3 separate regions of the Mus musculus genome follow, and all the other regions are linked to region 2. Evidence: chromatin loops called from intact Hi-C (ENCODE). Cell type or tissue: left cerebral cortex. All regions are shown on one strand. Each heading gives the region's core, and the rest is flanking DNA. Links, peaks and the distances in the headings are about the cores only.

Region 1 (10,344 bases), core at 747-8,746, 74 kb after region 2:
TGGATAAAACTGAAAAGATCCTCCTGAGTGAGGTAACCCAGACCCAGAAAGACAAACATGTATGCCCTCACTTATAAGTGGACATTGGCTGTAAAGAATAACCATGTTACAGTCCATCGACCAAAAGCAGCTAAATAGTAAGGAAAGCCCCAAAAGGGAACCTTGATTCCCACTGAGAAGGAGAAATAGATTAGACATTGTGGGGAAGGGGGACTTAAGGGCGGAAGGGATGGGGATAGGAACAGGAAGGATGAGGTTGGGGGAAGATGGAGGAAGAGAATACTGAATGAAACAACTGGATTTGGGAGCATTATCTCTGGGACAAGCTAGAAACCTAGGGCAGTGGAAAGTTCCCAGGAATCTATTAGAGTGAACCTAGCTGAGACTCCTAGCAATAAGGGATATGGAGCCTGAACCAGCCACCTCCTGTAACCAAGTTTATTATCAATGAGTTCAATGGTAGAATTGGGCATTGACTAGAAAATAATCACAAACCCGTAAGTTATTTATCTAATTGTACTAAAAATATTGTCAGTGTGAGTCATATAGAGGACAATTAAAAGGCAGATTTTCCCATGGAATAAAAAGCAAGACCTAACTATATGTTCTCTATAGGGTACCCACTTTTAATATGTACATTCAAGTAGCTAAAAACACAGAGAGAAGGGTATACCAGGCAAATAAGAGACAATGTGTTATATTTACTTCAAACAAAGCAGATGTCATAGGAAGTCAAAATACCAAAAATAAAGGAGGTACAATCTAAGGATTTCACCGTGATAAACATTCCACTCAGACAACATCTCCAACAAGGAACCTAATAATGGCATACAGAACGTAACAATTGTGAGGACTGCAGGACATCTAACCAATTTTACAGTTGAGGATTCTAACATCTATGCTATATAGTTAGTCAATGCTGGGGCTGGAGTGTGAACTCACATCATCCTTGCTGTGAATGGATGCATGACCACTCTACAACCCCTGGGCAGACCCTGGGTGTGCTGGCATGTGTTTGTATTGAAAAGGTTGAGGCAAGAGGCTCTCAGGAGCTTGCTAGCCAACCAGCCAGTCAGATCAGTAAGTTCCAGGTCAAAACATGAGGCCCTGTCTCAGCAAAGAAGGTGGGGAGCAACTGAGGAAGACACCCGAGGTTGACCTCTGGCCTCCATATATGCGGGAGCGTGCGCGCGCACGCGCGCGCGCGCACACACACACACACACACACACACACTAACAATAAATAAATAAGTAAGTAAAAAGTAACATATGGAGTAGGTTAAAAAATCTGTAAAGATGTAGCTGAATCAGAGAATTAATTGCAAAGGTTTGTATCACACAGCTAAAGCAGTGCTGGGGGATATATTAGTCAGCTTTCCATCCCTGTAACAAAATGTCTGAGATAAACAACTTAAAAAGGGAAATGTGTGGTTTGTGGTGACTCCATCCAGTTGCTCTGAGCCTGTGGTAGCACAGCCCATTATGGTGGAAGCACACAGTGGAACAAAAAGCTCCTTACCTTCATTGACACAAAGAGAGGAGTACTTGAAGTCCCAAAGAGCATGCCTGTGATGGGCTGTATATGTTCAGCCCAGGGATTGGCACTATTAGAAACTGTTGCCCTGTTGGAGTAAGTATAGTCTTATTGGAGTGGGTGTGGCCTTGTTGGAGTAGGTGTGACCTTGTTGGCATGGGTGTGGCCTTGTTAGAGTAGGTGTGACCCTGTTGGAGTAGGCTTTAATACCCTCATCCTAGCTGCCTAGAAGCCAGTTTTCTAGCAGCCTTCAGATGAAGATGCAGCACTCTCAGGTCCTCTTGCACCATGTCTGCCTGGATGCTACCATGCTTCCCGCATTGCTGATAATGGACTGAACCTCTGAACCTATAAGCCAGCACCAATTAAATGTCCTTATAAGATTTGCCTTGGTCATGATGTCTGTTTACAGTAGTAAAACCCTAACTAAGACAGAATTTGGTACCAGGGACTGGAGTATTGCTGTTATATACCTGACTATGTTTTTGTTTGGAAGAATGTGGATTTTAGGACTTTGCATTTGAAAAGCAGTAGAATGCTTTAAATGGGGCTTAATGGGCCATCCTAGTAGGAATATGTAAGACTTTGTTGCTGAGAGTAATTTGAACTGTGCAGACCTAGCCCAAGAGGTTTCAGTGGAGAAGAACTTCAGTATGTGATAATGTGAAGAAGTCACCCAGATGGTACTGGTTTTGAAGACATGAAGGGGTCATGAAGAGCAGCTGAGGCCTGGCACTGTGAGAGGCCTTGGAAGACCATTGGTGAAGGTGCAGCCTCAGTTGCAGTTGATGGCCCAGGACTGACTGGAAGGGTCGTGCAAAGGAGTTGAGGCTTGGCACCATGAAGAGAGTCTATGAAAGGCTATTGGTGAAGCCTAGTTGCCATGGGATGATCTTCAAGAACAGCAGCAGCAGTGGAGTAGATCAACTTGAGCTTAAAATGATACAGAGGGCAGAGCTAGAGAAGTGACCTAAGCCCTTTGGAGGAGCCCAGAAGATCATGTATGGATCCCAGACATTGAAACAAGAAGCTGTAACACTGAAGTTGCCTTGGAAACCCCAAGATGTTCTAAATGACAGAGGCATGGGCTATCTGCTGAGGAAATCTGCTAACAGGGATTGGAACCAGCCCAGGAAAAAAGAAGTTTATTGTAATCAACAAAGATGAAAAAGGAGATGGAGATCTGAAGACTGTTTTGTCATCAGTCATGGAGATGTGGAGTTTGAGCTTGCCTACCTGTTTTCCTGTTTTGCTTTGGGGGTTACAGTTAAGTGATTGGATGAATCTCAGAAGAGACTTTGAACTTTGGACTTCTAACATTTTTAAGACTGCTATAGACTGTGTGGATGTTTAAAATTGGACAAAACATATTTTGCATTATGCTATTTTTAGATATGACCCCCCCCCACCATAGACTCATATATTTGGACAAGCCTCGGGGGGGGGGTGCCATGGAGTAGGATGTGGTGGTTTGTATGTACTTGGCCCAGGAAGTGGCTCTATTAGAAGGTGTGGCACTGTTGGAGTAGGTGTGTCACTGTGGGTGTGAGCTTAAGACCCTTATCCTAGCTGCCTGGAAGTCAGTATTCTGCTAGCAGCCTTTAGATGAAGATGTAGAACTCTCAGCTCCTCCTGCACCATGCCTGCCTGGATGCTGCCATGCTCCCACCTTGATGATAATGGACTGAACCGCTGAACCTGTAAACCTTCCCTAGTTAAATGTTGTCCTTGTAAGAGTTGCCTTGGTCCTGGTGTCTGTTCACAGCAGTAAAACCCTAACTAAGACAATGTCTGCTGTGACATATGAAGATTCATCTCACTAGGCCAACTCCTAAGATTCCTCCACCTCCCATAAACACCAGGGGCTGGGGACAAAGCTGTAACACGTGAGCCTTTAGGAGATGTTATAGATAAAAAAAAAAAAAAAAAACAGCAGAGAAAAACCTAGATCCTTAGATATTCTTATATTTACAATGAGATGTATAATCAATAACCCAAACTTTTACCTTAGGAAGTGAAGAAAATAAAAGCATTATAAACCTAAGTGAACAGGAGGAGGAGAACAGATTGAGGAAGAGGATGAGGAGAATAGACAGACAGACAGACAGACAGACAGACAGATAGATAGATAGATATCAGACTAGAAATCAATGACATTGAAGAGGAAATTAGAACGAACAAACTCCAAAACTAGCACTTTGAGAAGTCTGTACGTGTTTTTGAAGTCCTCTAACTACCTAGCAGCTTGTGAAACTTTTAGTCAAACTATCCAAGGAAAGAGAGCGAGAGCACACAGTGCCAGTATTAGAGATGGATAGCTGGGCTGCCATGATTGGTTCCCCAAAAGATAATGGAGATATTATGAAGAACTCTACTACAAATTTGTTAATTCTGATTAAATGAGCTACTTTCTTTCTCCCCACCCCCCCCCACCCCCCCAGCCGGCTCCGGTCCTGCTCTCTCCAGCCTATTTATTTATTATTTATATATAAGTACACTGTAGCTAGCTTCAGAAGATATACTCCAGAAGAGGGCATCATATCTCATTACAGATGGCTGACAGTCACCATGTGGTTGTGTAATTTGAACTCATGACCTCTGGAAAAGCAGTCAGTGCTCTTACCTGCTGAGCCATCTCTCTAGTCCATGAGTCACTTTCTTAAATGATAAGAACAGTCAGAATTCCCAAGAGACATAAGCAAACTGGTAGGTTTATGTCTGTTAACGGAGCTGAGTCAACAGCTAAACCATTTCCAAAAAGGAGAAGGCACATATGGTTTCATTGATGAGTTAGACCAAACATTTGAAGAGGAAATGTGATGATTCTCCAAAATATCACCCAGCTACCAACGCCTGTGGAACACTTCTTCATGTAGCCTCTGACGTCACTACAAACCCAACATCACAGTTAGCTGAAAGAACAGTAACTCATGCTATATATACATATATGTCATGTATATATATGATATACATGTATATCATACATGTCAAATAAACCCTTTCTTCTCCAAGGTGCTTCTGGTCAGTGATTTATCACAGCTACACAAACCCTACAACAATATCTTTAGGGTATAAAAGAAAAGAACCACAGATTCTATCAATTAACAGAGAAAAAAGTTATCAAAATCTAATATATACATATACACATGCATATATGTATACATATATACATATACATACATATATGTATGTTGCTCCTATTAGATGGCACTCTGGAAATAGTAGTAGTTACTGCCATAAAAATAAAACAAAATAAGAAGGATAGAGACAAAGCTGTCTTTAGTTGTAGGAAGTCTGTCTTTGTTAAAGCTATAATCCCCCAAATTGACACAAACATAATTGTAAATGAACATGCAAGGTTGTAGGATAAATGGCCAAGGTATCAAAGCGACTTTGTTTTCTGATTATCACTAGTGAATAATTGGAATTTAATATCGTCAAAGTAACTCGCTTGAAATAGAGAAATAAACAAAAGACAGTACAAATGTAATGAAATGTATAGAATCTATATGTTAAAAAGCAAACAAGAAACATAGACGAATCACCATGGAAACAAACTTTGGGTGGGTCTATGAGGGGTTATATAAGTTAGATATGTTAGACGGACTGAGATTGGATGTGGCTGGTACTGTCCCATGGGCTAGGTCCTGGAGTGAATAGAAAAGAGAACATGGCTGGGTACAGGTATTTTTGGCTCCTGCTTCCTGGCTGTGAACTTTAATTTTCCCTGTGATCTTTAGACTTTGAGAACAAAAACTCTAAACAACAGGAAAAGCTGAACCCTTCCCATTATCCTCAAATAATCACAGCAGTGTGGCACTGCTTGCTTTTAATGTGAGAACAGGGGCCCTCAGGAGGCCGGGGGTTGATTAGTAAGAGATCAGGCTGGGCGTGGGCAGTTGAATTCTGTCAGATCCTCACTGGACCTCAAAAGCAGAGCATGAGGCTGACTTACTGTAGCAATTTCTGATTCACCCATCTCTTCAATTCTGCCATGACTCATCTTGGCACTTCACAGACTCACACAACCTCCATGCCCACTCCCCAGGCTCAACACGAGATGGCTAAGCATTCCGGACGGAGGCTTTTAGAACCATTTGATATGAAAAAGGTGCTTGTGCTCATTGCTATAAAAATAGATTCCAGGCTTTCAAAAAAATCCTCTTTCTAAAGCCTATTTCCAGGAGGCCTGTGACAGCAGCATCCTTGAGTGGGGCTGTGTGAACAAGCAGCTTGAGTAACCAGCGTGAATCACCGTGACTTCATAGGTCAAGGTGTGTATGCATTCTTGGGTCTTCCTGTATATCTCAAGTGGCCTTACTGCTCTGAAAGAAACTCAGGCTCGTAAGAGAAAACTTGCTACTTGATGCTCCACAGGCACCTTCTAAATACTGCCTTAGGATCAAATCGAAAAACACCAGCAATTCAAACACATTCTAAAATCTGGTAGAGCTCATTCATAGAATAACATCTAACCTATATTCAGACAGTACCTGTGCAGCACTGAACACGGCCTGGAACCTGAGCCTTCTCAGATCTTCATGGAGCCTTGGGTTTCACTACCGGGATGTGTGGACATGAGCTCTTGAGATGCCAAAGTTTGGCTCGTAAGTATTTTCCAGCACTGTGGCTGTCAGCCTTCCTAATGCTGCGACCCTTTAATACAGTCCCTCATGCTGTGCTGACCCCAACCATAACATTATTTTCATTGCTGCTTCATAACTGTAATTTTTCTACTGTTATTAATTGTAATGTAAATAAATATCAAATATTTCTAATGGTCTCAGACAACCCCTGTGACAAGGTGTTTTGACTCCAAAAAACGGTCATAACTCACAGGTTGAGAAATGCTTAGGTTGAGAAATGCTACCCTAAAGGTGTATATGGTAAAGACTTTCTCTCAAGGTAGTGGCGTTCTTGAATGTTGAAGGACCATTAAGAAATGGTTACAAGTGGGAGGTTTCTAGGATACTGAAGATGTGGCATTTTGTGTACTCAAGCAGAAGACAAAAGCAATGGATCACTTGATTGTAGATAGAATTTCTAAAACTTTGACCTAAAAAAAAAAAAAAAAAAAACCAACCCTTTGACCTAAAGTTTAGGTCTTTACCTGCTGATTACACCAGGTATCTGTTCTAGTCACAGGAAAATGAGTGAACCTTCAAAAGTGTTTAATATGACTACTGGTAAGTATAACCTGTTGAGTACCCCATTGCTGGGCATGGTCAAGATGATTGGACAGGACTTCCTTTTAGTGTGCTAGATGAATGGTTTTATGTCAAGTTGGCACAAACTAAAGTCATCTGAGAGAGGGACCCTCACTTGAGAAAATGCCCCACAAGATTATGTTGTAGGCAAGCTGTAGGGCATTTCTTAATTGGTGAATGACCGGGTGTGGCCTACTGTGGGTGTGGCCACCTCAAGCTAGTGGGCTTGGATTCTATAAAAAAGCAGGCTCAGCAAGCTATGAGGAGCAAGCCAGGAAGCAGCACCTCTCTATGGCCTCTACATCAGCTTCTGCCTCCAAGTCCCTGCCCTGCTTGAGTTCCTGTCTTGAGTTCCTTTGATGATGAACTGTGATGAAGAAGTGTAAGCCAAATAAGCCCTCCTCCCCAAGTGTCTTTGGTCATGTTGTTTTGTCACAGCAATAGTGACCCAATCTAAGACACTTGGGTATGATCACTCTGCTCTTCTTGGCTGGCAGAGCCCCATTCTTGACTAGCTCCTGCACTTTGGCCATAGGCACTGATGCTTGGTAGATACCTCCAAGTCTGCTTCTTGAGTATAGATTCCCCTTGTTGAGTAGCTATGAATATCACAGTGGGGAGGAATACAAGGATGTGTAGAAGACTTTGTTCCTTCCTTGGGGTCCTGGATCCTTCCAGACATCAAAGGGGCTGTAGACAGATGGCTGGAGAATAGCAGATTAAATCAAGAAGATTCCTTCCACAAATATTGACCTTACTATGGATATAGTGGTAAACAATCTGCCTCCAAGGGGCAAAAGGGGATGCACAAAGAGACAGATTTTGCTTAACCCTGCAGCCACAAAGAGAAAGTATGATAGGTTACCCATGGGAGAACCCAGAAGATTCCTGCAAGACACAGGAGCCAGCACACCCCTGTCCCTCACACCCTATCCTTCCACAGGCTCTCCAACTAGGGCCTTGCTGATTCTCCTCTAAGTGGCTCAGGTCACCACCAAGAACAAGGTTCTGGTTGTTTGTTTGTTTGTTTGTTTGTTTTGTTTTTTAAAGCTTGTTCTCCTCCCAAGCTAAGCTTGTTCCTCCAGATGCCAGGGGATGTGCAGCAATACCAAGGAAGGGAAAACTCCGTCCTCCCTGGCAAATCGATGCTTTTACATACACCACCTCCTTCCTGTTTCACACAAAAAATAGCAAATGGGGAGATACCCCTGGAAGGCCAGCCATCAAGATTACCACCTCCTCTGAGATTCTCAGCTTGATAGAATGCTATTTCCCCTCCACCCAACTCTCGGCCACATTCCAGGCACCAGTGATCTCTTTTTCCCAGGGTAAGCGTGAAGCATTACTGAGAAACACGAAGTGGAACTTTCATGTATCTCCTGCCAGAAGTGTAAGAGTTGCTCTGGGCATCCAGCAGGAAGCCAGCCTAAGGAAAGACCCACTTTATTAGACACAAGGACAGGGCAGAAGAGGCTGGGCAGTGGGATGCTGCTCACTTTGAGGCAAAAGTCAGGATGAAGACTTTAGAGCTATTGTATCTTTGAATGGATCCACTCTGGATGGGGTCTTGAGCCAGGGGAGGATCTGAGAGACCTCTCTGACTCCACTGTTCATATAACTCACCCTCTGCTCACCAAGTTGGGGGTTGACATAGGAAAGGAAGGTCTTGATAATCTTTGAAGAACTTTGAAAGAGCTTGTACTAGAGACTACCTCTTCCCACATGATGCCGTTTTGGGAGTCTGTTGCTCCGTGGTTCTATACGTGTGTTGAGCAGGATGCTGTAATCTCCTGGACCCAGAGACAAGTGCATGCTGAGAAGTCTGACTGACAGCAAAAGCCATGAGTTTTAAAGTGTTTGTTAGGACTCTCCTCCTGACCAACAGACACATCCTCTAAGTTGTCAGGACATACCTCCCAATTTTGGCTTACATAAGCTCTTTGGCTCAAGAAGGGAATATCCCCATCCTCTTCCCACAACTGTAGCATGGCTTTCACAATGTGCAGTCTGATTCCAGGCCCACCAAATGCATACAGTTATTTAAAGCCAAGTTTAAGTTAAATAAAATAAAACATTTAGTTTTTCCAAACATGCTGGTTGCATTTCAAGTGTTTAACGGCCATTAGTGGCCATTAGTGAACTTTGGACCTTTAACATTTTTGAGACTGCTATAGACTATGGGGACTTTTGAAGTTGGACAAAACATATTTTGCATTGTGCTATGTTTAGGTATCCCCCCCCCCATAGACTCATATATTTGGACAAGCCTCCGGGGGCCAGGGAGTAGGATGTGATGGTTTGTATATGCTCAGCCCAGGGAGTGGCACTATTAGAAGGTGTGGTCCTGTTGGAGTAGGTGTGTCACTGTGGGTTTGGGCTTAAGACCCTCATTCTAACTGACTGGTCAGTATTCTGCTAGCAGCCTTCAGATGAAGATGTAGAACTCTCAGATCCTCCTGCACCATGCCTGCCTGGATGCTGTCATGCTCCTGCCTCTGATAATGGACTGAACCTCTGAACCTATAAGGCAGCCCCAATTAAATGTTGTCCTTATAAGAGTTTCTTTTTAAACTTAAAATCTGGGCTGGCAAGATGGCTCAGTGGGTAAGAGCACTGACTGCTCTTCTGAAGGGTCTGAGTTCAAATCCCTGCAACCACATGGTGGCTCACGACCACCCATAATGAGATCTGACACCCTCTTCTGGTGCGTCTGAAGTCATCCACAGTGTACTTATGTATAATAATAAATAAATCTTTGGGCCGGAGTGAGTAGGGTTGACTGGAGTGAGCAGGGGTCCTAAAAAAAATTCAATTCCAACAACCACATGAAAGCTCACAACCATGTGTACTACTACAGTGTACTTACATACAAAAATAAATCTTAAACCTAAAATCCTTATGTCAGGACCCCAAAGATGGAGTTGGGGGTCACTAGATCTCTTTATTTATTCCTGTTCCCAATGTGGTCACATAGGATAAATCTCTCTTTGCAGGTCCTCAGGGATCTAAGAGACTCTGGTCCAGTGGGAGTGGCCAGAGTTACAGTTCACCAAGAGGAAGCTGGAGCAAGGTGGCTGCTGGGTCCTAGAGTAGTGGCAGGCAGCAAGATGCAGGGGGTAGCTAGGAGCCAAGGTTGGGACCACCGAGCAGAAAATGGCTTCTGTCAGGCTTGCACACCTGGCTGGTCGGGCCAGGTTGAGGTCCAGCGATGAAAGCTTGGGGAGAGAAAACTTCTCCCTGGAGTGTTACAGCTCAGTAAGACAGACAATCTCAAATAATCTTTGGTGAAATAACTCATGTAATTTATTCCTTGTGGATAGGACACTGTAAACATTTGGAGATGGAGTGGAATCTAGAGGCAGATGCTTTCCATTGGCTTGGTCTGAGATGTTAGGGATACCTCATCTGCCCGTGGAAGGACTTCTGGTGTCATCCAGACGTGACTAATTGCCACAGTCCTCTCGATGGGGTGTCATGGTCAGGTGTCCCAGGACAGGACCCTAGTCAAATGTAGATTTAGACTCCTGCCATTCTCAATCATGAGAATCGCCGGGGTTCCTGAACCTGCTCCACCTTACCAGGTTTTCCGTCTGGTGGCATGGT
Region 2 (10,344 bases), core at 919-8,918:
AGGAGCCAATACAGCCCCACTATGCCACTTGCAGCTAGCTAATGGTGGTGGCAGAGTTGAGCATGTCTCACACTGCTCTGGGCACAGCGTGCACCTGCACACAGAGCCCCAGCCCCCTGGGAGCTGGCATATCCATCTTCAGAGCCTTCCTCCTTCCAGTCATTAAGTGGTACACAAGATGCCAACGAGCCAAGGGGTGGGCTCTGAAAACCCACACACACAACTGGTGACTGTACAGAGGAAGAGAGCTAGGGAGAAAAGAACAACAGAGCCCATGAAAAGCCTGCACCTCTCTTCTCTCTCAAACAAAGGAGAGCCAGCACACATAAGAACGTCTGTCATCACCAGTCTCTCCTGCATTTTAAAAAAGGGATGCCTGTAGATCTGTTTGTCTCAGCTATCCATGTTCCCCTGTTGTTGAAGCACAAAGCCTCTCCCAGACGGATCCCATCCATCACATGCCTAGCTGGTTTAGAAAACGCTCTTTAAAAAGGTCCTGTGGCACACAGGCCCAGTCAACTCTGTTTATACAGGCTTTAGCCAGTCACTCATTCAGGAATACACCAACTGCCGTCAGAGCCCCCTGGAACACAGCGACAACACATGTTCTCTGCTCTAGTACTGAATGCTAATAAGAGAGGCTCATGTGCTAGGTGAGAGATCTGTGCAGATCAGTAACTGGGAAGGGTCAGGGCGGGAAAGCTAGGGCCTGGGGGAGGAGGGGGGATAGAGTGGTGTTAAAAGTAGTGGTCATTCATTTCAGAGAGACAGATTTAGTGGAGAACATGCCTGCCACCACTCTCAACACTGGGCATGCCCACTTGCCTGGGACACCATCTCTGGGCCATATCTAGGTAACTGGGAGCTGCTGCTGGCTATAGCATTCAAGGGTGAGCAAAGAGATAGACACGTGTATGCAGGGGGCAAGCAGTCCACAGGACTGACAGGGCACGGCCATTCTCACAACGGACTAGTTCAGGCAGCACCCTGATAACAGAGCACAAAGCCAGATCCTGGACTCCTGTTAGTTCTATAGGGTTCAGCTCTCCGGCAGAGATGAGATTTCTCAGTTCTGTTGGTGGTGCTTTGTACCCTGGTTCACTAGTCTGAATGTAAGTTCTCAAAGGTAGGAAGAAATTATGTTGCAGTTAATTGAGTGAGGAATGACCTGGGTGTTTTGTCTTTGTTTTTCAGTACTAGTTTAAAGGACATAAAGTTACTATTCAGCAGACTGTTGCTTGCCCCCTAACCCCAGCATCTCCCTCTAAGCTTGAATACATTTTTATCACCCCAATTGATCCGCGGCTCCTTTTCACATCCTACCAGGGCTCTGAGGACTTCTGGTACATACCACCAGCTCTTCACTCAGTAAGGGGCAGGCCTGCCATGCACTGCAGCTCCCGTTCAATGCAGCTTCTTTGCCTTAGTGCTGTGTGACTCCCAATTCTTTGATGTCAGCCTTTAAAAATGCACAGATTGGACCAGTGAGGTGGTTCAGGGTTAAATGTGATCAACAGGCCTGAAGACCTGAGTTCAATCCTTGGGAGTCACACGTTGGAAGAAAAGACTGGCTCCCAGAAGTTGTCCTTTGACCTCCACATGCTGTGTCTTGCCACATATATACTTGTAAAGACACACACACACACACACACACACACACACACACTCAGAGGCACAGATTCCTGAGAGCACACACGCATGCACGGGGTATGTGCAAAATAAATAAGGTAAAAGCGTGCACCAATTACAAACACCAGAAAAGAACAATCCTCCAGCCCTGAACATTTTCATACCAAGACCACATGCAGATCTCAGCTCCCTGTTTATAACGAATCCAACTAAACACCTGGGTGGGAAAAAAACAACTGAACCTGCATCTTTGAATGCATACTCGGCTATAAGAAAGCTAATTTTGATTACAAACAAAAAACTGGCGACAGGAGAAATGGAGCAAATGAGGGAGAGGTGAATGGGAAGTCTAGGTTCTAGAATTCTGAAAACTACAAGGAGGTCAGTGTCCCTTGTAAGCCTCGGGCAGTTGTGGAAGAGGTGGAGGCCGGGTCCTTACTCCACCACACCTCTGACTCCACAGTTACAATGCTGAACTTTGGCAGCACGTCCAGATAGATCCAAAGGAAACCTCACACAACCTGGTAATACCAAGGAGCTGCTAGGCTTGGAGGGACCCTGGGGAGGAGAGAACCAGACCTGAGGCCAGAACAAGGGGATATTACCCGCCCTCCCATACTTTTCAATTTTGAATTGTGACGTAGCAACAAATTTATCAAACTACAACTTATTAAGGCACAGAACAGTGTATGCATGTGTCTACATCGAGAGTTCTATCACAGGCCATTGAGCTTCTAAATTCACAGTGCATGATCTTCTGGACCGTAGTTCAGAATTCCCCTCTGTCTTCTCCACTGCCGTCCTCCCAACCCTGCCTTAGAAGGATGCGCTTGTCCTTGGTTAGCAGAAGAAAACATCCTAACTCTGTCCAGTGAGAGATACAAGAGTGGTGGAGGCAGAAGCTTGGAGTAAGGGAGAGTGTCCAGAGACTGTACATCGGGTATGAAGCCAGCACTAGCTGCAATGCACGCCATTTCAGGAACCATTTCTGAGTGTGTGCATACACAGCCATCAGCAGGGGCTTATGTCCCTGAGATGTCTAAATCGGAGAGACAGGAGGCACTACAGATATTGAAAAGCCATGATCTTAAATACCTGATGGGTTCACATTTTCCATCACGGACCATCTGCGGCCTGGGTTTGGAGGCGTCACATTGCCAAGCTGGACTTGTTCCTCTTGAGGTTTATGGTCCCTCTGTCACTGTGTGGGATGGTCTGAAATAACAGTGAGAATTCAAGGCCATCCTCGGCTGCACAGCTTGCAGTCAGAACGGGCTGCATAAACCCCATCTCAAAAACAAAAGACCAAAACCACCCCTCAAAGTTAGGTCAATTTTCTTAATATAACTTAGTTTCTATGGGAAACAGTCAGTTGGAATATTCATGCATATTTTCTAGAACAGGTTCCTCACAAAAAGCAGGTAGCGTCTGTATTTCTTGATAAGCAAGAATGTATTTCAAATGTGGCATAAGAGCCAGCTATTTAAGAACCATCTCTGTGATTCAGTAAGAAAATTAAAATTATTAATGAAATATATTTTATCATGAATAATCCAATTCCACTGTTTTATTTGCTAAATGTTGGGTAAATAATTTTTTATACAGAACCATGAGTTATTCCAATGACAGATACACTCTGGGTTCTGTCAAGCCTTAGCATCTGGCAGATTCTAGACAAACGTCACTTGATAAATGAATAATGGAATAAACGTCAACCTGGTGGCATTAGAGAAATCATAGGTAGGGCTGTTGGCACAATAAACAAACAATGGCCTTTATTCTAAAACAGGAAAACCTCAGTATTAAAATTAATGGTAAGTTCGCCTCACATAGCTTAAGCAATTCCAGACTGTGTGATGAGAAAACTGTCTGGTTCAGAAGATCTCAAGTTCAGGGTCTTATATAGTCAGTCCTCTCTCCCCACCGTACTCCTGGCTCTCTCCTAATTCTTCAAAACGGACCCAAATATTACTGCAAGTGGCACAGAATACTTGCAAGTGTTTTCTGATGCTCTTTGTTCAACTTTGCAAAAACAAAACAAACAAACAAACAAACAAAACTCTATTTTCCTTTCCGGGAGGGGGCGGCTTTCTTGGGAATTTCTTCTGTTCTTGAGGGTCAAGAGCAAACATGTGAAGATTTTTCTTTTCATCTTGAAACTCCAATTCTGCTTTAAGATAAACTATGTCCTAATTATCCTGGGGACCACTGAAGGTAGAAAGTCATTTCTCTCTTTGTGTCTTTTCTTTTTAACCCAGTCACTTAGAAAAGATGAAGTCGTGGCTAGTGATCAGCAAGCGGGAACGAAGCTGAGCTGTCTCACTTTAAGAATGTCTCAAGACATATCCTGCTCTGGCAGTTCCAATAGACCAGCGCAAAAACCCAACTCCTTGTGGCTAACCAGAACCTGCCTGGCTGAGCTACTTTGTATTCACTGCCCTGCCCTTTCCTGCCTTGAATAGACTTGGAGAACGAAAAAGCACCAGCTTTTGGAAAACCTGTTTCATCTTTCCAGCCAGAAAGTGCAGTAATTGATGCCTAGACCTCCAACTTCTGACAGACCTCTTGGTGAAGGTATGGGCCAGCAAGCAGGACCTGCTCGCAGGCAGAACTCCTTCCCCTAGCGCCCCGGGAGCCGCGCTCAACCGTGCGCTCCTTCGCAAAGGCTGCACAGGTTCCTCCCTCCAGTCCTCCTTCCCAGCACGCTCCTGGGACCCAAGTGGGAAAACATTCTCCTCTTTCCACCCCACCCCACATTTACAAACGCAAGTCTCCATCCCAGGGTGGCAAAGGTAGACGATGGATGGTTCAAGTATCATCGATTCCATTCATCACTGCATCCAGCACAAGGACGCCGCCTCGTTGCATAATTAAGTGATGAAGGCTCTTCCCAGGAATCTCTCCATCCAGGGACGTCTTTAAGTCGCCACAGCACACACCGAGGTAGCTCGCTGAGGAAAACCGAGTCCACCACCCTTCTGTCTACCCGGCAAAGGGGTGGGGGACAGCACTTCATTGAGACCCGCCACCCCCGAGTTCCCAGCTCACCCTCGTACATCGGCGCTCGCGCTCCTCCCAGCCGCTGGCGCTCTGCTCGGGCCTCGCGGGGCCTGTGGGCGTCCCCGGAGCCCCGGAGGCGGGCTCTGCCCAGACCTCCGCACCGCTACCCGCCTACCCTCCTGCAGGGTGCAGGGGTGCAGCCACGCCGGAAGGAGGAAGCCGGGCGCGTGCGAGCTTCGGGGTGCAAGACCGCCGCCCACTGCCGCCCGGGAGTGTGGGCCTGGTCCTGCGCGTCGTCGCCGCCACCGCTGTGCACGCGCGCGCGCGTCCACGTTGCAGGAAGCCAGGAGGACGCACCGCGCACCCACCATCCCAGGCCTCCTGGTCCCCATTGGCCTGTGGAGAAATTGTACAGATGCAGCAACCCAGCCGCACCGCGCAGAAAACACCTTGGAGAAGGCAAAGGAAATCCAAAACTTAGGAAAACGCAACAATGTCAACGACAATGAAACACATAAGTAGATCAACAATCATTCTTTAAAAAAAAAAATTTTTTTTGACCTGAGGAAAGGTCAGATCGCTTGAGCTTTGGTATAGTACAAATCTTTATTCTTCCTTAGTTATTTGCATTTGTTTCTATTCTGTTTTATTTTGTTTTTTCTTTTTTAAAAGACCATGCCTCAATGGAGTGCAGGCTTACCTGTAACTCACTCCGAAGCTCAGGTTGGACTCCAGCGTGAGGCAATCCTCCTTTCTCAGCCTCAGGGATGCAGGGCATGGTAAATGCTAGGTACCACACCTTCCTCTATCCATAGATTTTTTAAAATTACTTTTATTATTTTTATGTTTGCATCTCTGTGTGGGTGTGTATACTTGAATATAGGGCCCACAGAGTCAGGAAAAGTGTGGGATCCCTTCCAGCAAGACTTAAGAGGGAATTGTGAGTTACTCAGTGTGGGTGCTAGGAACTGAACTCAGGTCCTCTGCAAAGGTGGTACCACCTCTTAACTGCTGTGCCATCTCTCCAGCCCCATTCATAGTTTCTTAACAACCCTGATTGGTTACCTGGGCATGGTGGCTCACTTTAATCCCAGTATAGGGAGGCAGAGGTAGGCAAATTCTTGAGTTCTAGTCCAGCCTGGTCTACAGAGCAACTTCCACCAGGTCTACACAGAGAATGTCTCTCTCTCTCTCTCTCTCTCTCTCTCTCTCTCTCTCTCTCCACACACACACACACACACACACACACACACACAGAGAGAGAGAGAGAGAGAGAGAGAGAGAGAGAGAGAGAGAACTGGTTAAGAAATGTCTGGAGAAAAACTTTTACAAACTGGCAGGGTTGGTTTCTCAGTGAACTTATCTCAGTCAGAAGGAGTCATCTGCAGACAGGAAGCCTCCCCAGGAACACAACACAGACAGTGAATGGGGAGTAGACCCCATTATCTCCAAGGCTGTTCTCCTGCCCAGGAGTACTGGGCCAGGCTCCGAGAAGACAGCTTCTGTGTGATTCAGAAGTCCAGTTTCTGTACGTTTCACTCAGAAGCTGTGACTTTTAAAAGGCCCAATTTATGAAGATTATGACTGACTTTTGTCCTGACAATGGCTGGCCAGCCCTTGCCCACCTCACCTCCTGACTCCTCAGTCCCTCCCTCATCTTGCCACCCCTCCTCTGTTCCCCCAGAACTTCTGGTGGGTCTTCCTCAGCTGGCCTCCTACCATCAGGCTTTTCCTGAGCCTTGACCTGTCTCTTACCTTCCCCCCACCCTGAGCCAGTCTCTTCCACATCCATTCACTTCAGACAGACAGGAGCCTCTCAGCTCTGCCCAATCAGGCTTAATTTCTGAGTATAAAAGGGGATCCAGCCAAGGCCACATTGGCAAATTCCTTGTGAGTTCTCTGCATCTCTGTCTGCCTCAATAAAGATTTGCTAGCTTTTCTCTACTGTCCTGTCCTTGCTGGTCATTCTTTGCAATGTTAAATGGGATCCACTGGCTCTGAGTGGCATGGGTGGCTGTTGAGTCTCTAGGTCCTTAATTCTTTGAGGTAAGCCTGCCTGAACCAAGAAGCAGGCTCTGTCTCATTCAAAGATCCCAGTGAGACCTGAGCTCATGTTTGACTTGAGTCAGGACATTAAAAGACAGCCTCTGTCTGACACCGCTGGGTATAAGATGACTCAGCTCCATGGTCCACTCAGCCTTGCAGTTCCTGCTACAGTTGTATCTCCATACTGTCTTGTTGTGGGTTAAGAGTCCTATAGTTTAGCTAACAGATTCTTCTAAAAACAAGAGCAGTAGACAGTTCTCCACTACACACCATATTCTCACAGGAGAGAGGCTGTCCTCTAGGAAGCGTGATAGGTCCTGTGGTCTGTGGTGTTTTAGAGCCATTACTTTTGCTGTGACAAAATAATAATAATAATAATAATAATAATAATAATAATAATAATAAAGCAACTTAGGGCCTCCTGCTAGCACCAGCAGAATGGACTCCTGAAAGGTGACCCAGCTGCTGCCCACTTCTGCAAAGTCCACCTGTTGCGCTTCCCAATTCCTGTGAACAACAGGCTACAGCAGGAGCCATTCAGACAATTGTTTTCAAATGAACAGGAACCATCCATGAAGCTGATTCAATGAAGGGAGATCCCTGGAGATCCCCAATGGCTTCCCTCACCACACATCCACAGTGAAGTTCCTCACTCCTGCAACCACTCCAACATCTGCCTGGCCATCCCCAAACAAGTGGTCTGACCTGTCTGTTACCAGGACCATCTTTCTCCCTAAGCAGAGCACACTAAGAGAACACAACCTTGACAACCCCTTGAACATGTTCTGCTAAGTGCTGGGGAAATCCATGGCTCCGAGGACGTACCGGCAAGAAATCTACTCAGAGCACAGCACCAGTTCCGAGCCTGACTCAAGCTGCTGAGACTCTCTTTTGTGGAGCCATTTTATCTCCTGCTTGATTTATATGTGAGAGTCTGTACCTTGAACTGTGTTTTTATAAAATTAAGTCTAGTTGAACCCTCAGCAGTGTATGGAAAATAAGTGTATTGTACCAAAAAAAAAAAAAAAAAAGCAACGAATTAAAAGAGTGTAGAGGTTTCGATGGGTAGAAATATTCGGGAAGGATTAGGAGGTGTGGCTTTCTTGGAGGAGGTGTGTCACTGAGGGTGGGCTTTGGGGTTTCAAAGCCCACATCATTCTCAGTTATTTCTCTCTCTGTGTATTTGTGGATCAGACATCAGCTCTCAGCTACTGCCTACCTGCCTACCTGCTGCCATGTCCCCAGACATGATGGTCATGGACTCTAATTCTATGGCACTGTGGGTTCCCAATTAAATGCTTTATATATTACAAGTTGTCTGGTCACTATGTTTTATCATGGCAATAGAAACATAACTAAGACAAGGAAAACGGCTTTGTGTTGACTTATCATTCCAGAGAGACGGAATGCATCCCAGCAGGAGAAACTCGAGGTCAGCTGGTCATCCTCCTCAGCCTCAGTGGTCTGGAAGCAGAGAGAGGATGAAGTCAGGGGTGCTTCCTTGGGCTCATTGCCCTTTTTTATGCTTATAGAGTTCAGGACCCAAACCCAGAGAACTGTGTGCATTCCAATGGGCAAGTCTCTCTCCCCAAAAAAACTCCCCCCCCATGCGCCCCAATTAACATGATCAAGACAATCCTCTATAGACCTACCAACAAGCCAACAGAGCTTAATAATTCTTCACAGAGACCCTTTTCCCAGATTTTTGTCACTCTGACAAAAACTAGCCGTACAGATGAGAAGTACACAGGAATCCTACCTCAAGGCAAAGGGTGGAGGTTGTCTGGAGGCCATGCATGTCTGTGTAAACACCTCTTCTGGAGCTGGCTCTTGGGCCCAGGACATCATGTGATCACCTCAAAGGCATCTTAGCGCCATCCCATTTGCCAAGTAATTCCTAAATTATGGCTACTGAATCTGAGCGGTAGAACGGGCACTTCGCTTCCTAAATGAACGAGATGGGTTTGTCATTTCAAAGAAAATGAGTGATATTCCTTGCCAGTGATAAAATGTAATATCTTGTGTTAATTTAAACACAATATTTAAACACAAAATATTCTGGAATATTTTCATCCACCACTGTGAATTTAGTAAGATTCCATTTTTTTTTCTGTTGAGACTGGTAGTATTATAACTAGATAGATAGATAGATAGATAGATAGATAGATGATAGATAGAACAATGGTATCATGTGAGGAAGGCATGCTTGCTTGGCCTTTGCTTTCTAAGGGAAGATCCTACCTCCTTTAAGGCCTCCTGGGAAGTGGGAGTGCCTTTTGTTCTAGTTAAACAACTGTAGCTGGGCTCAAGTGGAGCTGTTTTCCAGAAAGACTGCCTGACTAGGAGGCAGGGACTGTGAGCATTATCATGTGAGAAGGTTGAGAGGGGTGGGAGATTGAGTGAACGGACGGAGCTTCTGTTATGGAACCGCCATGAAAACCTCTGGGTTCCTGAGGCGAGTCTAGAGGCAGAAGAGCAAATCTAAGGGCTGAAAAGTAAGTTGCCTGGAGAACTCATGGAAGTTCTGGAAGCTCAGTGGCTCAGTGTCCTGTCCTTACAACCTGGCACACCACACACACACACACACACACACACACACACACACACACACCACACACACACACACACACACACACACACACACACCACACCACACACACACACACACACACACACACACACACACAAGCTTGCCCCAGGCTCCACCTCTACTGGCTGTTGCTGACTTACAATAAAACCTTATATTTAGTAAATCATTTCCCTACGTTCTAGGAGATGTCTTAGCAAGCTGCCAAACGTGGGGCTGTGGTATTATGGCTTGAATAGGAAGTGACCAGGATAGGCTCAAGTTGTGGGGCGACAAACTGGTGGTGCTATTCTGAGAGGTAGTGGAAACTTGGGGAAGTTTCCTCACTAGAGGAAGTGTGTTTCTGACGTCAAAGAAAAGGCAGTCTTGTGAGACTAAGCGCTTAACCTGAGCAACTGAATCCTTAGCCCCATGTGGTTAGTTCAAGATCACATTGAATTGGAGGATGCCTGTGAGTGTCTCAGGAATCAGATAATTAGTTGTGTTAGGTTTATAAGTTTATAAGTGATTACTCCATCAATGATTTAATGTTACAGGAAACAAATATACCCATTGATAAGCATTTGGATTCCATGTTGTAGTAATGGTTAAGGAACTAACCCTGCTAAGTGTGGATTTTAAGGAAAACTCAGGCCAAATTCCCTAAAAATAATGAAATATTTCTTCTTTTGTTCCACTTATCTATGTGATGAACTTTCTTCATATTCCTGGCCTAAAATAGTGTGTTGCAACAGACAACATACAGAAAGAATTGTACAAACCCATCTGTTCTCTCTTAGGTTAACTACTAAAGAGATTTGTAAAATTATATACAGTGAAAATAGAGCTATTTTTAAATGAATTTTTATATAATGAGCATAGTGGGTATATTCATTTAAAATGGATTAAAAGCTGTTTTAGCCTTGCGTCTTTGACTTCTAATACTCTCAAGCATATGTGGCCACAACTGAGGTTACCAGGGGCTTTAGGGTGTCCTTAAACATTTTTAAGCCTGTAAATGGGTCTTTAGATCATAATGTTCGGAAACCAAAAGACACTGAAATTCAAAAAAAGAAACTCAAATTCTTCATTATAAAAAAATA
Region 3 (10,344 bases), core at 1,008-9,007, 90 kb after region 2:
GTGAACAGACACCATAACCAAGGCAACGCTTATAAGGACATTTAATTGGGGCTGGCTTACAGGTTCAGAAGTTCAGTCCATTATCATCAAGGGAGGAAGCAGGGCAGGGTCCTGGCAGGCAAGGTTCAAGCAGAGCTGAGAGTTCTACATCTTTCATCTGAAGGCTGGTAGTGGAAGACTAGCTCCCAGGTAGCTAGGACAAGAGTATTAAAGCCCACACCCACAAGGCCACACCTCCAAATAGTGCCACTCCCTGGGCTAAACATATTCAAACCATGACACTGAAGGAAATCAAGAACCTGGACACTAGAACTGAAGCAGAGGCCATTAAGGGATTCTGGCTTGCTCATCCTACTTTCTTACACAACTCAGGACCACCTGCCCAAGGATAACACTGCCCATAGTGAGCTGGGCCCTCAGGACAATTCTGCACAGACTTGCCCACAGGCCAGTCTTACTTATGGCATTTTCTCAATTAAGAGTTCCTCTTCCCAGATGTGTCTAGGTTCATGTCAAGTTGACAAAACCAACCAAAACTCTAGGCATGGTTATCACTGGCCATCCTAGGGGGAAAATGACCATAGGAATAAGGCTGTGGGCCTTCACACAGGAGATGACACTGTGTCAGGGTCAGTGGGCAAAATCCAACATGAATGCTTTGAGGCTCTGTCCCTCAAATGAGATATCTGAGTAGTTCTAGAAGAATCTTGACTCAAATTAGCAGAAGCCAGAAGTTACTCTAAAGGTCTGAAAGTTAATAAAAGCATGGCATTTTTCTAAGTTCTATTATATTAGTGGAATTAGTCAATGTTTTACAAATTGATCATTTTTATTGTTTTGAAGAAATAGAGTTCTTTAGCTTAATTAATGTATATCAAAGTTATTTGCAGAGCTTGCTTCCCCTATCTCAGGCTATCTCCTGCTGCAAGCTGTCTGCAGCAGCCACTCTATCTTCAACTGTCTCCTGCCACTTAAAGAATCTTCCCTTTCCCTGTCAGTGTAAACAAATTCAAGACCAGCCGGTCCCTTCCCTATCTGCAGGGACAGACAGACTAGTGGTCATAAAGACCACAGCTGCCAGAAATGACCATCCTTGAGAAAACTTCCCTACCCCTCCTCGGTCTGAATTCTGAGGAAAACTACAAACTGCTTTGACCTTGCTGATTGCTGACTAAGTTTCCTGCCAAATTAAAATTATACTGTTGCTTTATTAGCCAATAATAAAATAGGTGTGTGAGCCCCTTCACAAAAAGTATAGATTAGCTGTGTTTTAAGCAATCGGGGTTGACTCTCCCTGTGAGGCTGAGCAGCCCCATGCGCATCGGAATAAAAACCTCTTGTTATTACAGCTCGTCAAGCTGTGTTTCTGGGGGTTGAGTTCTCTATACCTGGGCTCTGGGGGTCTAACAGTTTCTTTTTTTCAGTGTAAATGAACACTCATGTTTGTGACTGATCTTATAGCCATCATATTATAGTCATAATTTTGTACTCTTTTCTTAAAGAGGGCCCCAAGATTGAATGCATGTCATATACCACACTATTGTACCTGGTCTTGTCTTAGTTACTTTTCTATGGCTGTAATAAGACATCAGGACTGAAATGACCTACAGAAGGAAAGGTCTCTTTGGCTTCTGGTTCTAGAGTGATGAGTCTGTCCATCATGTGGGGAGCCAGGTGTACTGACTGGTTTTGGGTGTCCACTTGATACAAGCTGGAGTTATCACAGCTTGAGGTTTGGAGTCCCCCCCCCCCTTGAGGAAATGCCCCCATGAGATCCAGCTGTAAGGTATTTTCTCAATTAGTGATCAAGAGAGGAGGGTCCAGCCCATTGTGGGCAGTGCCATCCCTAGGCTGATAGTCCTGAGTTCCATAAGAAAGCAAGCTGAGCAAGCCAAGGGAAACAACCCAGTAAGTAACATCCCTCCATAGCCTCTGCATCAGCTCCTGCTTCCTGACCTGCTTGAGTTCCAGTCCTGACTTCCTTTGGTGATGAACAACAGTATAGAAGTTTAAGCTGAATAAACCCTTTCCTCTCCAACTTGCTTCCTGGTCATGATGTTTCTGCAGGAATAGAAACCCTGACACATGGCAACAAGAGATGGGCACCAAAGCAGAAAGCTAACAGCTCACATTGCAGCTGTGAGCAGGAAACAGAAAGAAGGCAAAAATGGAAGTAGCACAAGACTTTAAGCTCTCAGTATTGACCCAGAGACATATTTCCTCCACAATGGCCACGCCTCCTAAATCTTCCCAAACAATGCCACCAACTAGGAACCAAATGCTGAAAACTACGGGGCTACTTCTCATTTTAACCGCCACAGTTCTTAAATAAAAATTTGCTATAGGTTTCTTACTCCTATCCCTGCCCCCAGATCTCACTTCTCCCTATAGTTAACAATGTTGCTTTCTGTTTGTGTGTGTGTGTATATGTCTCTGTTTCCATTTGTAAAATTAAAGATGCAACCACATGTAACTATATTTTTACTTAACTTTTTATTTTATACCCAAAGCACTGGGCTTATATACATTATTCCTAAACAAAAGGGTGATTAAATCTTTTCATTTTTCTCTTTTGATTTATTTTTGGTTTTAAGTAATAGTCTGAAAAGTTCCCTGCCCTACCTCCCCCCATTTCTAAGTTACAAAATTAACCCAAGTACAGCAGCATAGTTTGTAGTGTTACCTACTATGGCCACTAACTACAGTACGAGTGACCAAGGCAGCTCAGTCAACAGGGTCTCAAGGGAGGGAGGGAGGGGGGATTGAAAAGAAAAAGGCAATTAGACAGCATTATAACATGATTCCAGCCAGTGCTGAGTCTGAAGAGGGTTTGTTTTTCTCCAGTCCACTTCTATATCATTCTAGGTACATACAAAGTATAAGGTCAGTTCTAGGTCAAGGAACAAACAAGGCAATAAAAAGTCCCGAGGTATTCAGGAACTTATCAAGATGGTCAAGATCTTGAGCCTGCTTCCATGTCCTGGCTCAATGCCAAATTCCTGACAAATTTATAGAAGCAAACCCAATAGCTCTTTTCACAGGAGAATAGTTCAAAGTCAGCCTGGCTTACATAGCAAAACCCCGTCTTTAAAAAAGTTAAGTTAGCCCATGTTTTCCTTTAATGAGTTTTCTTCTTTAAATTGTAGTGTATGCCGTAAAGTAGGAATTCAGTTTTATCTGCCTCCAAATGACTATCCAGTGTTTCCTACGTCCTTCATAGAAGGTCTACATACCTTCCCCAGTCAACTAAGATTTATACACAGTGTCATGCTGTGGCCGAGGCTTGTCTCAGAACTCATGATGTAATCTCCAATTAAAGGCTCAGCTGAACAGTTTGTTTCTCGTGTGTATTCAGTTAAAGACTTTATCCATGTTGTAGTCAATGTAATAAAACCAAAAGTCAAGACAATGAGTTAACAGGGGATTGTTCTGAAGCACACCTGCTGTAAAAAGCAACTGGGAACATTATTTCCAATACACCAGGATACATCTTTCAGTGGATCCACCTGGAGCAAGGAAAGGGCAAACCACACCTGCTTTACTGCTGTGCGGTGGAGAGAAGCCTGTGATCAAAGTCCCTCAAGTTAAACTATCTCACAAACTGATTTTGGAAGTGAAAACTGGGAAAATTCATTCACAACACTAGGCAAATTAATTAACACTTTAAAAGGTCTGTCTGTAATCTGGTTGGAATGTGTTGGGTTAAATTAAATCCATGCTCCTTGTTTTTTTCAGGGAATAGTGTAATTTTTTTTCTATATTAGTGATTATTCCCCAGAAATTATCAGTTCCGAGTCCTCAGCTGCAGGGATTTAAGTTGTCTGGAAATAACACCTTAGTGTAACTGTAGTTTTTGTTTGTTTTTATAGACAGAGGTTCACTCTCTAGCCCTGGCTGGGTCTCCTGAGTATTGGAATTATAGATGTGAACTACCACACCTAGACACCTGCAGTTTTGAAAGCTCCTTGGTAATTCCAAAGTGTACCCACGGTGTGTGCTTGAGCAGAGGCAGCAAGGTAGTCCAGGGCTGTGGAAGGCCTTTTAACTCCCGTGCTCTCAGTTCCAGCTCCGAATGCTGTGGATCGCCCTGGAGCCTGTGCTTTTGCTCAGGGTCACACGAGTCTGGTATTAACCAGAGAAAATGATTCTCACTGTGGCCTTTTCCTTTTGTGAGGGTGAAGGGGCGTGGAGCCCAGGCGTTCCCCACTCCACCGGTTTCTCAAATCTGATGCTGTAACCGCAGAGGTTAGACTATGCTCTAAACAAACCCAGTGAGCTCAGTAAACAAACCCAATAAGCAATTCATCCCATTCAACAGAGAAGGTGTGTGACCTCCAGGTGACCCGGGTCACTTTTAATCCTAGCATCGGGTCACTGTCAGGCAATTCTGCTTCCGACAGGCTCCGATTGGCGGCCCGGGAAGTCGCAGAACCTATGCTTACCTCGGGTCAGCCCCAAACAACCAGCCACTTTCCCTAACAAGGTAGCGCCTGGACATGGCCCGAATGACGTCACCCTATAGTCCCACCCACCGGAGGCACGGCCTGTCATTCCAACGCTCTCAGCCTTCGCCCGGGTTCCTGAGGACCAGGCGCAGACTCCAGTCTTCACTTCCTCCTTGGCTCCGCCCTTTTCGTGCCTGGGGGCGGGGAGAAGACCGGAGGGGGCGGTGCCGCGCGTGCGCGGAGAGGAGCGGAGGGGCTGGGGCAGAGGGCTGGTTTGAGTGACTGAAGGCAAGATGCAGGTGAGTGTGGCGAGCTCGGGACCCCAAGTCTGCGGTCGTTTGGCTTGGTGGGCTCGCGCCAGACCCGGAGCCGGGTCTACATGGATTAGTTACAGAACTCGGCGGACTGCGGGGAGGCCCGGCGCAGGCGCACTGCGAGAGGGCGGGTGCGGTCCCTCCGGCCTCCTGGGCTGGGCACTCCTGCTCCGGTGCGTCCTGCCCCGCAAATCTCTGTCCTTTGGTAGGCACCGGACTTTGGGCTCGTTCTCCTCCAGGCCTGATGAAGGCCCCGACCCTCCTGCCATCTAGAGCTGACTCTAGATGGTCCGTTGGGAGTGCTTTCTGGTTTCCAGATCTGAACTCTAGGCCTCACGACTATTGTTAATTTCTAATATGAAGAAAGGTGGAACTCCTTAGCAATTTTTTTTCCTTTTTTGAGCTGGAATTAGACAAAAGCCCAAAGAAAGTGTGTTAGAGAACCGCATCGGAATAGCCTTAGAAGAGCAAAAGTATGCGTCAGCCACTTTGTCGCCAACCTTCTATGTGGCTGTGTTTAAGGATTCTGAAGAGTCTGGATGGAGGGTAGATGGACCGTGTAGTTGTGGGCTCCGGCTTAAGAGACAGACCTTGGGGACTGGAGGGGGTGGTCATCTACACATTCAGCAAGCCGGCCACACCTACACCTGGGAGGCAAGAACAGGCTCAAGTAAAGGGATATACCTAGTATTTTGTGCTTACTAAACATTAGCCGTCAGGAGTGACTCTGGAGCAGGCCAGGCGTCTGCTATTCTCAGATTTATCCTTTAGACTCTAAAGCTTAGGGAAGTCTGTGGGTCTAGCCACAGTCTTCCTCTTCCCCAAGTCTACTGCAGGCTCTCAGGACAGACAGATGGTCAGTCAGCATGTCACAGCGTTTTTGCATTTTCAGGTCCCTCTGCCTGGAATGTAACTTCCTTTGGTCTCCAGGTTCCTCTCGTTGGGGAAGAGTTCTCAGGACTCAGATAAACCTTCTTTAATTAGTGCGTAGCTCTGACCTGTTGTTTAGAGAGGCCCAGCTTCAAGCAGACACCTTTCATGGTTTATGTAGGGTTAGCCAGTCGTCTCCTGGTGTTTTGGGGTTTTGTTTGTTTGTTTGTTTTTTCTGAAGCTGAAATGCGCAGGTTTCTGGTTAAGACAGTGTTTGCTGTATCGTTGCGTAGCTCTGACCTGTTGTTTAGAGAGGCCCAGCTTCAAGCAGACACCTTTCATGGTTTATGTAGGGTTAGCCAGTCGTCTCCTGGTGTTTTGGGGTTTTGTTTGTTTGTTTGTTTTTTCTGAAGCTGAAATGCGCAGGTTTCTGGTTAAGACAGTGTTTGCTGTATCGTTGGCGGTCACTTCTCAAGGAAGGGGAACTGGTGGATGTTCACCCCTTTGAGAAAAAGGAAGGGATAAGCAGTCGACAGCAGCAGGAGCCAGGGTCTTAGGGTCACTACCGCCACCCGTCAAAAGCATCCAGGGAAGAAAGGGTTAATTGGGCTCACACTTCTATATCACAGTCCATCACTGAAGGAAGTCAGGCCAGGAACTCAGCAGACCTGGAACCTGGAGGCAGGAGCTGATGCAGTAGCCCTGGAAGGGTGCTGCTCACTGGCTTGCTCCTTGTGGCTTGCTCAGCCTGTTTTTCTTATAGACCCCAGGGCCACCAGCCCAGCGGTGGTCACTCTGACAATGACAAACTCTCTCATCTATCACCAATTAAGAAAAATGCCCTAGGACTGGAGAGATGGTTAAGCGGTTAAGAGCACTGTCTGCTCTTCCAGAGGTCCTGTGTTCAATTCCCAGCAACCACATGGTGGCTCACAACCATCTGTAATGGGATCTGATGCCCTCTTCTGGTGTGTCTGAAGACAAGTACAGTGTGCTTACATACATAAAATAAATAAATAAGTCTTAAAAAAAGAGAATCTTGTTCTTCAGATGATTGTAGCTCGGGGCGAGTTCTCATAAGACTACCCACTATCTGTAGTTCAGTTTTAGCTCTGTTGTCTCAATTCAGAGGCAGTTTCTAATTTTGTTTTCTTATTCCTGTGTAACATAATATTTCCTAAGTAAACTTGTTAATCACACTTAATTAAAGTTAAAGCTTGCTGTTTTCTTTTTCTCTTTCACTCTTGCTGACTCCATTCCACCCTCATATAATTAAATGCCCTCTCTGGAGCATCCACCTCTGTAAACTCGGTCCATATAACCCCGTGGACCAACAGCCTGTTGCTCAGTGCACACGACACAGCTTGTCTCCATAACAGTGTGCAGCTTGTGCCGGTGCCCATTTTTTTTTTTTTATATATTTTTTTTTCCATTTTTTATTAGGTATTTCGCTCATTTACATTTGCAATGCTATACCAAAAGTCCCCCATAGCCACCCACCCCCTCTCCCCTACCCACCCACTCCCCTTTTATGGACCTGGCGTTCCCCTGTACTGGGCATATAAAGTTTGCGTGTCCAATGGGCCTCTCTTTCGAGTGATGGCCGACTAGGCCATCTTTTGATACATATGCAGCTAGAGTCAAGAGCTCCGGGGTACTGGTTAGTTCATAATGTTGATCGCCGGTGCCCATTTATAGCCTCCCTCTTCCTCTTGCCTCTTGCCTGTGAGAACTCCTTGAGAAGGCAGGGCAGGCTCTCAACCAGGAGCCTGCGAGCAGGTATGAGGACCAGAGATCTTTGGAGGATTGTTGCTTACTGGCTTGTCCCTTCTGGCCTGCTTTGTTTGCCTTTTCATATATTTCAGGGCTCCCTTGCCAGGGTGGCACTGCTTGAGGTGGACTGGGCCCTTCCACATCTGTCAGTCAAGATGATGCCCCACAGGCTCATATACAGGCCAGCCTGATTAGCTATTTTCTCCCTTGAGGCTCCCTCTCCTCACATCACTCTAGTTCATGTCAGGTTGACAATAAAACAAACCAACAGAAGTAGCTACCTAAAAATCCATGCACGGAATCATGTCACCATGAGACCTCAGAAAAGCCAGGGCCGTCTCTGGTCATCAGCTTCCTGGGCCTGGGAACTAGTAGACTAAGACGTACCACAGCCCCACAGTCCATGGCCTTATGGTCAGATTCACTTTGGGCAATGTCATAGAAGTTTATTACAGTTTTAAATTAAATTTGTTTAAGGAATGAGCATACTAGACAAAAGTCAGGTCAAAGCTTTACTTTCAGTATTGATGCCAATCTTCCTGTTATTTCCTGATTTTTCCTCCAACACTGGCTCCTCAGGGAGACTACAACGGGGGCCAGCCTCCCTCTTCCTCCTGCCCTCTTCGTCCAGCTGCACAGTAGCTCAAACTCCCTGCTCTCCACCACCTTTCCCGTTTGTCACTTTATGCCTTCTCTCCTGGCTCTGCCCTCACCACATCCTCGTCTTTCCCCTTCCAGGACCCCAATGCAGACACCGAGTGGAATGACATCCTACGTAAAAAGGGCATCCTTCCCCCGAAGGAGAGCCTGAAGGAGCTGGAGGAGGAGGAGGCGGAGAAGGAGGAGCAGCTCCTCCAGCAGTCAGTGGGTGAGCTTGCTCCATCTTTTCCTTTGTCCTGTGTCTATTGGAAGCAAACCACCAACCGCTGTAGTAGACAGACTTCCTTTGGACAAGAGCCGGGAGGCAGAGCTGGGGCACCGGCATCAAGGCTGTGTGTGGTGCCTAGACGGGTGACTCGCAGAGTGGCAAATGAGCCACCTGCAGCCCATAGTCCCTGTCTGTGTCACAGGAGCACATGACTCTGTTCTGAGCTTTACTTTCGCACGGTACCCTAGAAATGAACATTTTTAGTGTTTGTGGCACTTTCTTAGGTAGTACTTTATTAATCCCTGTAGACTGGTTCAGAATATTGACATAGAATAGTTTATTTGATTTGGGGAAGCATGAGATGTGTGAGAAGCATCGTGTCCAAGGGAGGTTTTCTTAAGGTCTCTCCACCTGCCTCAGATCCCCCCAGTTTTGGCCTAGATGTGCTTGATCCCAGCTGAGTCAGAATGTGTGAGGCCAAGCGTCTGACTGGTAGATGGATGCCTTCAGGGACTTCCCGGCGGAGAGATGCTGATGAGAGAGACCTTTGCCCTGTTCATATGAGAGTGCTTGTTTAGAGTAAGATGTTTTAAGATGTATCCAGCTTAATTTAATTGAGTGATTTTTGTGTGTTGGGTGTTGTTCTGGGTAATGGGGACTTAGTGGAACACAGGGCTGACAGAAGTCTGTGTCTTTATGTTTCAGAGCAACAGATGAGCAGTAAGGCCGGGCAGGTTAGGAAGGTTGGAGGGTGGGAGAGATGCTGGCAGTTGGGCAGAGGGGGCTCAGTAAGAAAGTGAGATCTGAGTAGACCTGAAGGAGGTGAGATAACTACTTCAGCAGGAGAGAGGTGGCTTGGGACCTTAGAGAGTTCATAAGGACTTGGTGTCTTGATGTCAGGGAAAGCGGTAGAGAGTTCACAGGGCCTCTAAGGACCAGCCCACTTGGATCCTGAGTCTTATGGTGAAGAGCCTAGCTTTATTGCCATGATGGGAAGTTACTGGAGGCTGAAACAGAATGACCTGTCCTGGATTTTAGCAGCACCACCTTATTGAGCATGGACATTGGTAGTGGTAGTGTGAAATCAAGCAGCAGAAAGACCAGTCTAAAATGTGTGCAGTAATTCAGGCAAGCCACACCATTGACTTGGACCGGTGCTGTGGTAGAGCTCACAACAGGTGCTCAGAGCATGTTTTGAAAGAGGGCCAACAGAATTGGCGATGATCCATGTGTCATGTGAGAGAGAAAAGACAAGAAGACTGCCTGGCTTGGGCTGTGTGAGGGGCAGAGGTGCCATGGCAGGGTACAGAGGCTTACAGGCAGCTCGACAACTGTTTAGGACAGAGTAATGTGGAGATTTTTATATTATGTGTGTATATGTCTCTGTGGGTTTGTGTCTGCGAGTGGAATGTCTGTGGAGTTCAGAAGAGTGCATTGGACCCTCTAGAGTTACAAGCAGCTGTGAGCAGCCTGACATGATGCTAGGAATTGAACTTGGCTCCTTTGGAAGAGGAGCGAGTTCTGTGACCACTGAGCCTTCTCTCCAGCCCAGCTTAGCGATGTAGGCAGGGAATTGGGTTTGTCTTTATTGAGTTAGAAGAGTCACGGCTGGAGGCATACATGTTGGGAGTTGTCAGCATATTCCTGGTATTGTGGGATTCGACAGATAAAGAAGAAAAGGAGACAAAGAACTGGGTCCTATTTTTTTTTTTTTTTTCTTGTGGGGGGTTGAAGCCAGGGTCTCTCTATGTATCTCTGGCTATCCTGGAACTCACTCCTTAGATCAGGATCAACTAAGTGTTGAAGGCACAGGACAGATAGAGGACAGTCCTCAGAGTAGGCAATGGTGGCTTGCGAGAGATGCTTTTCATTACCCAGTTAAGAGGATATTGCCTGACTTGATACCAAGAAGAAAGAATATTTATCACAGTAAAAATAAGATGCAGATTTCTGTGCAGTTGGCTACATGGAAAGATTGTGCTGCCTGCCATATACAAGACAACACTACTGGGGACATTTGGGGCTGGCGCAGTGATGACGATTAAGAGCCCTGGCTGCTCTTGCAACAGACTTG

Evidence for each region. A loop is a pair of places that touch in the nucleus more often than their neighbours do. Peaks named below come from ENCODE experiments on the same cell type or tissue, not always from the same donor. Only the 100,000 strongest peaks of a DNase experiment are listed, where the experiment ranks them.
Region 1: a loop joins it to region 2, with 2.2 times the contacts of the local background. A loop is called at or near these places in 6 of 42 quality-filtered maps.
Region 3: a loop joins it to region 2, with 8 times the contacts of the local background. A loop is called at or near these places in 6 of 42 quality-filtered maps.

The regions. Positions count from the first base shown.
Region 1 is chr1:38,967,647-38,977,990 of GRCm38, forward strand. No RefSeq gene overlaps it. Among named protein-coding and RNA genes, the nearest start is that of Gm35171, 8.0 kb to the right of the region's middle. In left cerebral cortex, for the core only: no CTCF peak of the experiment used is centred there; DNase peaks (open chromatin) are centred at 4,301 and 5,628.
Region 2 is chr1:38,893,213-38,903,556 of GRCm38, forward strand. It overlaps Chst10 (carbohydrate sulfotransferase 10), which reads right to left and starts at 4,948. Exons shown (of 7, transcript NM_145142.2): 1 at 4,678-4,948; 2 at 2,725-2,844. The coding sequence starts at 2,746. Gm51581 reads left to right here and starts at 3,398. Exons shown (of 3, transcript XM_030243909.1): 1 at 3,398-3,443; 2 at 4,190-4,421; 3 at 4,505-5,738. The coding sequence starts at 3,398. The coding sequence ends at 5,138. In left cerebral cortex, for the core only: a CTCF peak has its summit at 4,824; DNase peaks (open chromatin) are centred at 2,753, 4,081, 4,330, 4,462 and 1 more place; H3K4me3 peaks cover 2,079 bases; H3K27ac peaks cover 1,528 bases.
Region 3 is chr1:38,983,106-38,993,449 of GRCm38, forward strand. It overlaps Pdcl3 (phosducin-like 3), which reads left to right and starts at 4,709. Exons shown (of 6, transcript NM_026850.4): 1 at 4,709-4,744; 2 at 8,141-8,270. The coding sequence starts at 4,739. In left cerebral cortex, for the core only: no CTCF peak of the experiment used is centred there; DNase peaks (open chromatin) are centred at 4,072 and 4,589; H3K4me3 peaks cover 1,890 bases; H3K27ac peaks cover 1,419 bases.